Linked DNA regions of Homo sapiens: region 1 is linked to region 2. A link is a loop called in an ENCODE intact Hi-C map of the cell type or tissue named here. Cell type or tissue: sigmoid colon. All regions are shown on one strand. Links, peaks and the distances in the headings refer to the core of each region. The heading gives the core; the rest is flanking DNA.

Region 1 (5,300 bases), core at 1-5,000, 230 kb after region 2:
AGTTAATACAGGTAGGCACACAGACTTCTAAAAGGACATAGCTGTTCCTGTATACACCAGTGAGAAGAAACCTAACTTTAATACAGATTGGTAGGCTTACCACAAATTGTAAAAGTCTTTACTTTTCTAGGGGAAAAAGAAGTCTACAACTGTATACACCAGAATAGCTGAGTGTGGGGCAATTGTAATCCCACTTGGGAGGCTGTGCTGGGAGGATCACTTGAGTCCAGGAGTTTGAGACCAGACTGGGCAACATAGCAAGAACCTGTCTTAGGAAAATAAATAACAATAAAATATATATCAAAATAGTTATGATTCGTGGGACTGCCAGTGACTCTTGGTTTTATTTTCATTTTTGTCTTTTTATATTGTCTAATCTTTTTACAAAGAACATGTGTTATAAGAACAACTTTAAACAGTCATTTTAAAAAACACATCTTTTCTTACTCTCCTTTCCAATGGAAGCAGTTTGTACTGTATTTAGCAACTTAACACAAGGACAAATATCTTATTCTTTTTCTACCTTTCAGTTTTTTTCCTTCAGTAAGGAAGTTTGATTCACATTGAGTACAAAGGTTTTTGAGTTGTAAGAGTTACATAGGTTATTGACTTTCTTTAGCTAGATGTCAATATACAACACGAACATCACTTTGCAGTGCACGTCTAGAATAATAGTAATTTTGTTCTTGTGTGTGCTGTCTTACTGTTTTTCTGGGCCTGACTATTAGATAGAAATAGACACATTCATTGCACTTCTACCAGGAAGTTTGCTGCAGTTCTGTACTGCCTGAAATTCCAATTTTTACATTGCTTCCCAGGAGCCTTCCTGGGTAAGACTCCAATTAGAGGCAATGGAGCAAACAGCCCTAGGCCAATTATGTGCCACAAATACAGGAGGGACTTCTAATTGGCATGTGTTTTTCCTGTGGGAGTGTCAGAGTGGTATTTATTCAGAAACTCGAATTTGTTACATCTGATTTCCTGGGAGTTGATATAAACTGCAGAATCCTTCCCTCTTCAATTGGCCCCATTGGGTTGGCTTGAATTATCTGCTTGTTGTATAATAGCATGTATATCATACTGTAGCATCTCAGACCATTTTGAGCAATGAAGAGGTATAAAATGATGACCCTAAGTTTATTGATAATACCCTGGCATACAGGTATGCTACAGGTAGGAAAACATTTTCTTGACATAGAGCTATTTTCCCAGTGTTCTAAGTGACTGTATTCCTACCAAGGACCAGAATGATCATAGATGTTTTGGTACCTACTCTTATTGCTGCTTCAGGTTACTCCAAAATAGGAAACAGGCTACATTTTGGTGTCCTGTTAAGTGTGTTCACTTAGATTACTCTCAGACACTGAAGCCTTATAAGGGACTGGTTGTGTCTATAAAGTGGATTACTCAAAGGAAGACTCTGCCCTTGGCACGCCCTGTCCCAGCTCAAAAGCACAAGTTCTTATGACTCTGGATTTTACCAGTAGTCTAGACCTCAGTGGACCTTGGGCAGAAGCCTTCCTGCCTGAGAGGCTGGAAGGAATTCTTTTGTTTTGTTTTAAAGGAAGTTACTTGTTTAAAACACAAATAAAGGTGTGGTAGACATCATTTTGGATTATAGCCTTAAAAAAAAAATCTGATTAACTTGATTCATTAGAGTGTGATTTTCTTTCTTTTGTATAAAAAATCTATTGTGATTAAGTTTACATGAATACATTCTCACGGGCTTGGCCTTGGACTTTATTCCTAATATGGTCAGTCATCCGAGGGATTATAATGAGGGAATGTCATGATCTAGTGAGCATGTACCTTTAACACAGCTCAGTCAGCTCCACTAAGGAAAAATGTCCAAGGGCTCATATTGATATCAGACTAAGGAAAAATGCCCAAGGGCTCATATCCATATCAGACTTTTTTTTTTTTTTTTTTTTTTTTTGAGATAGGGTTTCACTTTGTCACTCAGGCTGGTGTGCAGTGGCATGATCTTGGCTTACTGCAGCTTCAACCTCTCAGGCACAAGTGATCCTCCTGCTCCAGCCTCCTGAATAGCTGGAACCACAGGCATACACCACCACGCCCAGCTAATTTTTCTATTTTTTTGTAGAGACAGGGTTTCCCTATGTTGCCCAGGCTGGTCTCGAACTCCTGGTTTCAAGCGATCTGCCCACCTCAGCCTCCAGAAGTGCTGGGGTTGCAGGCGTGAGCCACTGTGTCCAACCCATATCAGGACCTTTTAATGTGGATATTCAGTTTGGCATATGCCATTAGGTAATCAGTCCAGCCAGTTCTGGAAAATCTTGTGACTCGCGTACCCTGCTTTGATTATTTCCGAATCCAGTGGGTAGAGAAGGTAAAGGCAAGGGCTCACTGGATATTTTTAAATTGTAGGGATGTCCTTTGCTCTGGGTCAATTTTAGGATCAAATATAAAAGCACCTATAGCTCAGAGTATCTTCTAACATAAAACTTCTGAGATACCAGAAATTTTCCAAAACATGGTATAAACAGTATGAAACACTGGGTAGATAAAAGCTTTCTCTAAATCTTAAAGTGCTCAAATATCATGACCTGATTTTTTAGTTTTAGAAATCAGATATTTTTCTATTCCATATCTTAAACTTTCATGTTAAATTCTAGTTCTGACAATGTAGGGTTCTATTTTTTTCAGGTGATTGTTGGGAGCGTATAGAAGCATATATAAATATGGAATATGTGTTTCTTTTTTCCCCTTCTGAAAGAAAGTCAAGCCTCTAATCAAATAGATTGATGCTTCAGAAACTTAACAGAATATTATCTGCAATTTGGCATAAATGCATTTTTCTTGGGGAAGTTTCCACGCTCAAAATTATTAGTCATTGCAAAACAGAAAAGTTTGACAACTGGAAATGCAGACCCTTTTGCTTGATTTTGTAAAGACAGGAAAATAAACAGATTATGCTTAGAATATCTGTTTTCAAAATTTAGTCATCATAAAGCTTATCTGAAAAGAAAAAATAGCAAAAATAGCAGCTTTTTCTTTCTTTTTCTTTTTTTTTTTAAGACAGGGTCTCACTCTGTCACCCATGCAGTGCTGTGATCTTGGCTCACTGCAGGCTCCATCTCCTGGGCTCGAGCAATCCTCCCACCTCAGTCTCCTGAGTAGCTGGGACTACAGGCACACACCACCGTACCTGGCTAATTTTTTTGTATTGGTAGAGACAGGCTTTCGCTGGTCTCGAACTCCTGAGCTCAAACAGTCCACCCACCTCAGCTCCCAAAGTGCTGGGATTACAGGTGTGCGCTCCCACACCCAGCCAGCAGCTTATTCTTAATTATGACATGACAAATTAAGTTATTGCTCTACACAGGTACATATGGTAGTGTGTAGTAGCAAATACAGGCATTTGTTTGAGCTGCAATGAGTAGAAAATCTATGTAACTGGAAAACAAATGAGTATTACTAAAAGTTTTGTGTGTATGTGTTTTAATTTCTTTACTTTAATAAGTTAATGATCTCCCTTGGAATCTTAACACAATTTGTTGAACAAATGTTTTTTGGGTTGGTGTAAGTCATGTCTTTCTTTGCTAAGTCACAATTCTAAGTGAATAAGGGGCACAACAGTGTGAACTTCGGTCATCGTATTTCTTTCTGATAGCTTCTCAAATAGACTTCTGTCACTTTCGATGAAATACTTCAGGTATCCATATACTTTTAACAACTTAGAGTATATCCTTCTAGAATCATATAACCAACTTTACAGCCAAAACTTAGAATTAAGAGCCATTGTCATTTGGTGAGCAGTGAATAAGATAAAGTATTCTTGGAAATGGTGAAATCTGGTATACCTTTTCGAAAGCATCTTTATGGGGATGGAACATTTTCTTTTAACTACGTGAGCTCTTCTGATAGGGATTTTATACTCCAAAACTAGTCTATAAGTTCCAAAAAAAAAAAAAAAGTTAAAGCTTGGTTTGGATTAGTTTCTTGCTTTATGTTTATGCTCTAGATAAATTTAGAAGAAAATTCTCTCTACCTCTACTGTTTTTTCTCCAAATTTTATTGCAAAACAATAAAGATTAAAAAATGGGGGGTGGGCTGGGTGCCGTGGCTTATGCCCGTAATTCTAGCACTCTGGGCAGCCTAGGTGGACGAATTGCTTGAGCTCAGGAGTTCATGACCAGCCTCAGCAACATGGTGAAACCCGGTCTTTACCAAAAATAGAAAAAAAAAAATTAGCTGGGTGTGGTGGCAGGTGCCTGTGGTCCAGGAGGCAGAGGTAGGAGGATCACTTGAGCCCCGGAGACGGAGGTTGCAGTGAGCTGAGATCATGCCACTGCACTTCAGCCTGGGTGACAGGTGAGACTCTGTCTCTAAATAAATAAATAAATAAATAAGAGTGGTGGGACCACAGGGTGATTTTTGTGTTTCTTTCTAAGCCTGGTATTTACTAGATTTCTGAAGTTATCTAGAGAAACACACAATGAGTCAACTTGAAAATGCTAATGTCAGCCACTTGGTATAATTCTGTAGTATAGTTCATCGAATTTACCAAATCCAGGGTTAGAAATAAATCTCAATGCTGGGCGCGGTGGCTCATGCCTGTAATCCCAACACTTTGGGGGGCCAAGGTGGGCGGATCACCTGAGGTCGGGAGCTCGAGACCAGCCTGACCAACATGGAGAAACCCTGTCTCTACTAAAAATACAAAAATTAGCTGGGCATGGTGGTGCATGCCTGTAATCCCAGCTACTCGGGAGGCTGAGGCAGGAGAATTGCTTGAACCCGGGAGACGGAGGTTGCAGTGAGCCGAGATTGCACCATTGTGCTCCAGCCTGGGTAACAAGAGCGAAACTCTGTCTCAAAAAATAAAATAAAATAAATAAATAAGAAATAAGTCTCAATAAAGACACATTGAACTTAACTGCTAGGATTTAAAGACGTGCTGTAATTAAATTAAGAGCATGTTCCCTATATATGTACTTAACTGCATTAGTAATAACAGCCTACCAAATGGCCGTAGCCTATTTATTAGTAAACAACTTGTCAGACTACTGACTTGGTCCATAAGACCCTAACCAGTTTGGAGATGAGACGGGGCCTCACCATACTACTGTGATTAATATTCCTGTTTAATTAGTGAAGTTACACACCTAACCAAGATATAGGAGATATTTCTTCTATTCCTGAAACATTTTTATTTTAAATATTTTTGATTAATGGAGTGACATAATGTAGAGTTGTTGAGTTTCCAGTTTCCTTAGAATCTGGACATCTTTAATGTTTTGTTGTAACATCTTGACTACTTGATAAAATGATTGTAA
Region 2 (6,406 bases), core at 1-5,000:
ATGGTGGCTGGGACCAGGTGGTGACAGAAGAGATGGGGAGGAGCAGGTGGATTCTAGAGAGCCATTTTGGAAGTGGGATCCACATGGCTGGTATGAGGTTGGATGTTGTGGTGTTGAGGGAGGAAGGAATCAGGAATCAGGGGCTTGGCTGCAGACAGAACGCTGGAGAAGGCGCAGAGGAGTTCAGTCTTGATGAATGGAGCCGGAGATGACTGTGAGGGAGCCCACGGGAGACGCACGGTAGGCCGGTGGGTGCAGGGGTCCAGAGTTCTGAGGACTGGTCTGGGGTAGACAAAGGCCGGGCACCATGGGCATTGGTGGCTTTTAAGCCCCAGGATGGGTGAGACCCTCCAGGAGAGGCAAGTAACCGCAGGGGAGAAGAGAAGTCGAAGCACAGCCTTGGAGGGCGGGCTTCGAGGGGAGGGGAGGCCTGGGGCAGGGGGAAGAGGCTCAGAAGACAAAGAGGACTGAGCAGGGGCCCAGACGGCGGAAGGGAAGCTTAGCCGCACGAAAGCTAAGAGGTGGGGAGCATTTCAATCGTGTCAAAGGCTGCTGTGCGGCCAGGCAGGGCTGGAGCCAATTTGGTAACACGGAGTCTCTCCTATACAACCCAAGCCAGGGCAGACGCCATGGTGGGTGGAGGCAGGAGGCACACAATGGAACCGGGTGAAGGGTGACCGTGAAGCGGGGAGTGTAGGCACCACGGACAACTGCTGTGGAGAAGGTGCGGCAGCTGGAGGGGAGAGGGCTGGCTGTGAAGATGAGGGCACAGGGCAGAGTGGCGTTCACCTATGGGGTGGCTGAGGGGGAGTACGTGGGGGAACGGAGGACAGGCAGGGCTCCGAGCTTTCCAGCCTCTGTTCCTTCCACTTTCACCTTGTGTCTGCAGTTACCCCATAATAACCACCCCTAACTCAGATGAGGACAGCTGAGTCCCAGAGAAGATCCCAACGTCACAAGGCGGGGGCTCTGCCTAAGCTGGCTCCGCGCACAGCAGGCTGTTTGGAGTCTGCCAAGACTCATGCAAAGGTCATGTGGGCCCCTTGACCAAATCTGGACGTCCTTCCCTCCATGCCAGGTTGGCACTGCCCAGCCCCAGCAACCCCCCCATCCCCACCCATCCGAGGCAGTGCCACAGAGGACAGCAGACAGACCAGGCACGGTCAGAGAGATCCATTTTGAAGGGGCTTGACCCTCCTACTGTCGCGGGAGGGGGCTTTTAAAGGAAAAGAACACAAAAATACAAATGCAAAAATTAGGTCCGGGCCTTGCAAGGGTCTGAAACTTAAGCTTCAATTAGCCTCAGGGCAGCTCCGCCTCTGACTGCAGTGACCTTGAAGAAGTGACTTCACCTCTCCGAGCCCCGGTTCCTCATCTGAAAAGGGAGCCGTCAGTATAGTGCCAGCGGGAGGGCTAACTGAGGTAACTGTGCAAAATGTTTATCACAAAGCAGCGTCCCAGTGAGCGATGGACAAACGGTGGCAGTGGCTCTTATAAACCGGGCTCCCTGGGGCTTGGAGTGGGGTGGGGTGGGATGGGGGAAGGGTGAAGCAGTGGGTGGGCGGATGGCGGGGGATAAAGGTGGGGGAGCCGCTCTCTCCCTGAGCCCAGGAACAGCAGTAATCCCTTGGTTTAGCAGTGCAGCACCGCGGTAAGGCGGTGATGGTGTGCGGGGCCCATCCTGACTCTCCTGCCCACGCACCAGGCCTCGCCTGGCACCAAATGGGGGCCCCCCGCGTTTGGTGGCGCCCCACAATTTACCAAGCAGGCACATCCCACCCTTCCCACCAGCAGCAACAGAATGAGGCCACTGGACAGAAGCCCAGCGAGGGGACGGGACAGATGGGAGGGGACACATCCCGCTGAGGGCAGAGCCCTGGGTAACCCCCACCCCGCCCGACCACAGGGCCTGGGCAGGAGCTCGCGCCGGAGCGTCTCTGTCTCACTAGGCTCTTGTCCCGGCCCCGGCGGCGGGACCGGCAGTGCGGGGAACAGGGGAGAGGGGCGGGTCCCCCTTGGCGGCGACAACGCCACCCGCCCGGCGGGAACACTCACTGCCGCCTCCAGCCTCGGTCTTCTTGCTCCGCAGCCCGTCTGCTCTTCGGCTGACTCACCCGGGTCGCCCTCCGCGCGCTTTCCCACGAGGGCGGGCGCCTGGGCCTCTGCCTCCAGCCCAGCCGGCCGGCCTGGCGCGCTCACCTCACCGGGCTCCGTAGGTCCTGCCATGCCTGGGGCCTCCGCTGAGCGCCTGGGCTGTGCCAGGCGCCCGGCCAGGCGCGGCGGGGCGGGCGGGACTGGGCACCGCGCCGCACAGACCACTATGCCCCTTCGCTGCAAACAAGATTGCGAAGCTAGAGGCAGGCAGGCAGGCACGCCGACTCCAAGTCCAGTGCTCTTTTCCTCTGCCTCAGCCTCCTCCTGCTGACAGCAATCAAGAAAAGTACCCTTTCCAGCCTCATTTATTAAGCATCTATTACGTACACCGGGCACTGAGTGAAAGGGTCCAGAGGGGGCTTCTGTCCCCTGGAAGCTCACAGTCTAAGAGAAGGTGGATAACAGGGAACACGGTGTAAGGACCCTGAGAGAGGCTGACTGGGCTGGAGAAATCCTCCAGGCTGGCTTCCTGGAGGAGGAAGCCTAAAGAATTAAGCAACTTTTTTTTTTTTAGGCGGAGTCTCCCTCTGTCGCCCACGCTGGAGAGCAGTAGCGAGAACTCGGCTCACTGCAACCTCCGCCTCCCGGGTTCAAGCGATTCTCCTGCCTCAGTCTTCTGAGTAGCTGGGATTACAGGTGTCTGCCACCACATTCGGCTAATTATTGTATTGTCAGTAGAGACGAGGTTTCACCATGTTGGCCAGGCTGGTCTCGAACTCCTGGGCTCAAACAATCTGCCTGCCTTGGCCTCCCAAAGTGCTGAGATTACAGACATGAGCCACCACACCCAGCCAACGTTTATTTTTAAATGGTAGTGGAGAGGATGCTTTATGGCCCGGAAAGATGTTCTGGTTTCATAAAAGAAGTAGTTTACAGAACAGTTCACATTGTGTGAATCTTCTAAGTGCACATAAATGCATGTGCACATAAATACCTAAGTGCAGGGGACAGGAAGAATGTACCCCCAAAATATTAACCATGGTTATATCTAGATCATGGGGTTACAGGGGATTTTTCTCTTCCTGTATATACCGTTATATAGTCTGCAAATTTTCTACAGCGAATAGGCATTCATTTTGTGTTTAAAAAGCACAATACGGGATGGGCACGGTGGCTCACGCCTGTAATCCCAGCACTTTGGGAGGCCGAGGCGGGTGAATCACCTGAGATCAGGAGTTCAAGACCAGACCAGCCTGGCCAACATGGTGAAACCCTGTCTCTACTAAAAATACAAAAATTAGCCGGTGTGGTGGCAGGCGCCTGTAATCCCAGCTACTTGGGGGGCTGAGGCAGGAGAATCGGTTGAACTCAGGAAGTGGAGTTTGCAGTGAGCCGAGACCGCGTCATTGCACTCCAGCCTGGGCAACAAGAGTGAAACTCCATCTGAAAACAAAAAAAAAAAACAAAAAAAGCACAATAGCACAATACATAAGAACTAAGCAGGCAGGGGAGGGGGGCAGGGGGGTGTGTGGGAATTGGCTGCATTTCATCAAAGAGTGGGTAGAGGAGAGGGAGAAGAAACTGTACAGGCCCTGAATGTTAGGAGACACTTCCACCCGCTGGCCTCAGAGCTCCACCAAGCATAGGACAGTCAAGTGCGGCGACAGGGCTAGGAATCATCCTAGATGTGGAAACTGAGGCTCAATAAGGTCATGTGCTGGTCAGGGTTGAGCTGGGAGCAGGACCTAGGTGTGCTGCCCCCCATACCCCAGCCTAACTGGTACTAATTTAAACAACCCTCCTGCTCCCCCACCTCTGCCCTCAGGGAGTTTCCTTGGCTGCACTTTCCCATCAAGGACGATTTTCCCAGCAGGGTGGGTCCCTCCAAATTTTTGTTACTGACCCCACCATCCCTGATGGGGCAGCTCAGGACCTGAGGCAGGTACAGGCAGAGAAAGGGTATGTGACCTTAGATCTTCCAGTGGGGAAGGAAAGGTCGGACAGGGACAGAGAGGACAGAAAAACGGAGCTGAGGGGTGGGGTGGGAGGGCAGGAGTAGGCAAGAATAGGCTGGGAAGGTTGGGCTGGAAGCTCCCCTGGGAGGGAGGCTGGTGTGGCCAAGACAGGAGCTGGGGGGAAGTGGCCCTGCGCTTGGAGCCTCCCTCACTCCTCATAACCCCAGCGCTTTCTGGCTCTGAAACAGCAGCCTTGGTCAGGGAGTGTTTGCAGCGCAGGTTGGTGGGAGAATGATTGGGGGATGGGGGCATGAACACGGGAGCAATGGGAGAAGGTCGGGGAGGCCTTGTAGTTTTGTAACATCTCGAATCATGAGGAGATGATCTCAGCTTTAGATTGCCCATTTCCCATTCCCTAAAGATATGTGGGGTGATCTGTGGGCAAACAGGCACAGATCGCTCCTGCCACCCCTGACACTCCTGACACCCAGAGTAAACGGAAAGGGCCAGGAGAACATGCTGGTGTCTTAGCTGTTTGTCCCTCCTGATGGCCAAGGCAGGGAATGGAGTTTAGAATCAAAATAGTCCTGGGTACCAATTCTAGCCACTTAGTACCAACTTGACCTTGGGCAGGTATTCCAAGCCTTCATTTTCTCATCAGTAAAATGGGAATAATTATACCTACAGAATGCAACATCAAAGGAGCTCCTTGGAGTCATGCATTTAACATAGTTACCCTGTACCTAATTTCAGAATAAAAATGAGACAAGTCTGAAGCACTCAGCACCATGCCTGGCACAAATTTGGTAACAATTGGCTTCAAACAAGTTTGTCCATCTATGGGATGGACACTCAATTGGCACAGCCCCCACTGCTGTCCTAATTCCCAAGTGTCCAGAGGTTTTGCTAGTAGCCCTAGAATGAAAGACTCTGAGGGTGGTTGGTGGGTGAGAATGTATGCAAGCCACTTCCAGTGAATGATCTACTCAGGGAAGCTACTTCCGGCCCCACTGGGTCTCTGCTTAATCGTATTAGCTCTCCCAGGCTTCCCTGCATACCCAGCCAGGTATGGGGTATGTGCATCTTCCTCACCTGCCTTTGAAGCCTGGGGCCCTTTGATGTTAGTGGGGAATGCACCAGCCTGGGGCTCTTGAGAGCTCTGCGGTCAGTGGCCAACAAGGAACAGGGACTGGGGAGTTTGAGATGATGTAAGTGCCCCCAGCCCCTGCCTGTGTGGGCTTTGGAGTCAGACTGCCTGCACTCCAATCCCAGCACCGTTGTTAATGAGCTGTGTGACCTGAGGCAAGTCACCGAGCCTCTCTGAGCCTCCGATCCCTCATCTTTAGAAATACCTATCTCATGGGTTTGTGAAAAGCCAGAGAGCTAAAGAGAGGGAGAGAGAAAGACAGAGAGAGAGACGGAGAGAGAGAAGAGATTATGCTGTTTCCCACCTTACTCTTTGAAAGAGCAAGGATTCCCGGGTCCCACCCCAGGGCCCCTGAGGCTATAGACCTACAAGACTGATATCCTTAAAAGTTTTAAAGCACTTTTAAGCTCTAATAGAAGTACGTTCTATTAAGTATACTTCTATTTCAGAAGTATAAATGCTACAAACTTACAAAGAACATCAAAGTTTATTTAAATTTTTTACACATTAGTTTTATGAATTTCAAATAAGATATATATAGACATATATAATTTTTTTGAGACAGAGTCTCACTCTGTCACCCAGGCTGGAGTGCAATGGCACGATCATGGCTCATTGTAGCCTTAATCTCTTGGGCCCAAGCTATCCTCCCACTTCAGCCTCCTGAGTAGCTGAAACTACAGGTGCTTCCCTCCACACTTGGCTAATTTTTGTAGTTTTTGTGGAGACGCTGTGTCACCATGTTGCCCAGGCTGGTCTCGAAGTCCTGGGCTCAAGCAACTCTCCTGCTTCACCCTCTCAAAGTGCTGGGATTACAGGCATGAGCCACTGTGCCTAGCCAAGTTTTATAGTTCTAAAGTTCATTACATTTAATTTCATTTTTACAGCTTTAGTAAAATACACACAACTGCGAATATTTTCTTTTTTTTTTTTTTTTTGAGGCAGGGTCTCACTCTGTCACCCAGGCTGGAATGCAGTGACATGATCTCAGCTCACTGCAACCTCTACCTCCTAGGCTCAAGCTATCCTCCTGCCTCAGCCCCTGGAGTTGCTGGGACTACAGGCACGCACCACCACGCCAGACTAATTTTTATATTTTTTGCAGAGACGGGGTTTCACCATGTTGACTAGGCTACAATTGCAAATATTTAAAGTGTGCATTTTGATAAGCTTTGAGATATATATAACCATCACCACAATTAAGAAAATG

The links. A loop is a pair of places that touch in the nucleus more often than their neighbours do. Peaks named below come from ENCODE experiments on the same cell type or tissue, not always from the same donor. Only the 100,000 strongest peaks of a DNase experiment are listed, where the experiment ranks them.
Region 1: it touches region 2 in a loop (4-fold over the local background); 2 of 110 quality-filtered maps call a loop at or near these places.

What each region holds. Positions count from the first base shown.
Region 1 is chr10:70,224,287-70,229,586 of GRCh38, reverse strand. The region is part of intron 2 of PPA1 (inorganic pyrophosphatase 1); the gene reads left to right. Among named protein-coding and RNA genes, the nearest start is that of PPA1, 6.5 kb to the left of the region's middle. In sigmoid colon, for the core only: no CTCF peak of the experiment used is centred there; no DNase peak of the experiment used is centred there; H3K27ac peaks cover 1,436 bases.
Region 2 is chr10:70,454,216-70,460,621 of GRCh38, reverse strand. It overlaps a transcript of PALD1 not described here. Among named protein-coding and RNA genes, the nearest start is that of NODAL, 16 kb to the right of the region's middle. RefSeq lists enhancers at 4,372-4,897, 4,898-5,424 and a silencer at 5,015-5,309. In sigmoid colon, for the core only: no CTCF peak of the experiment used is centred there; DNase peaks (open chromatin) are centred at 1,021, 1,345 and 2,141; H3K4me3 peaks cover 1,319 bases.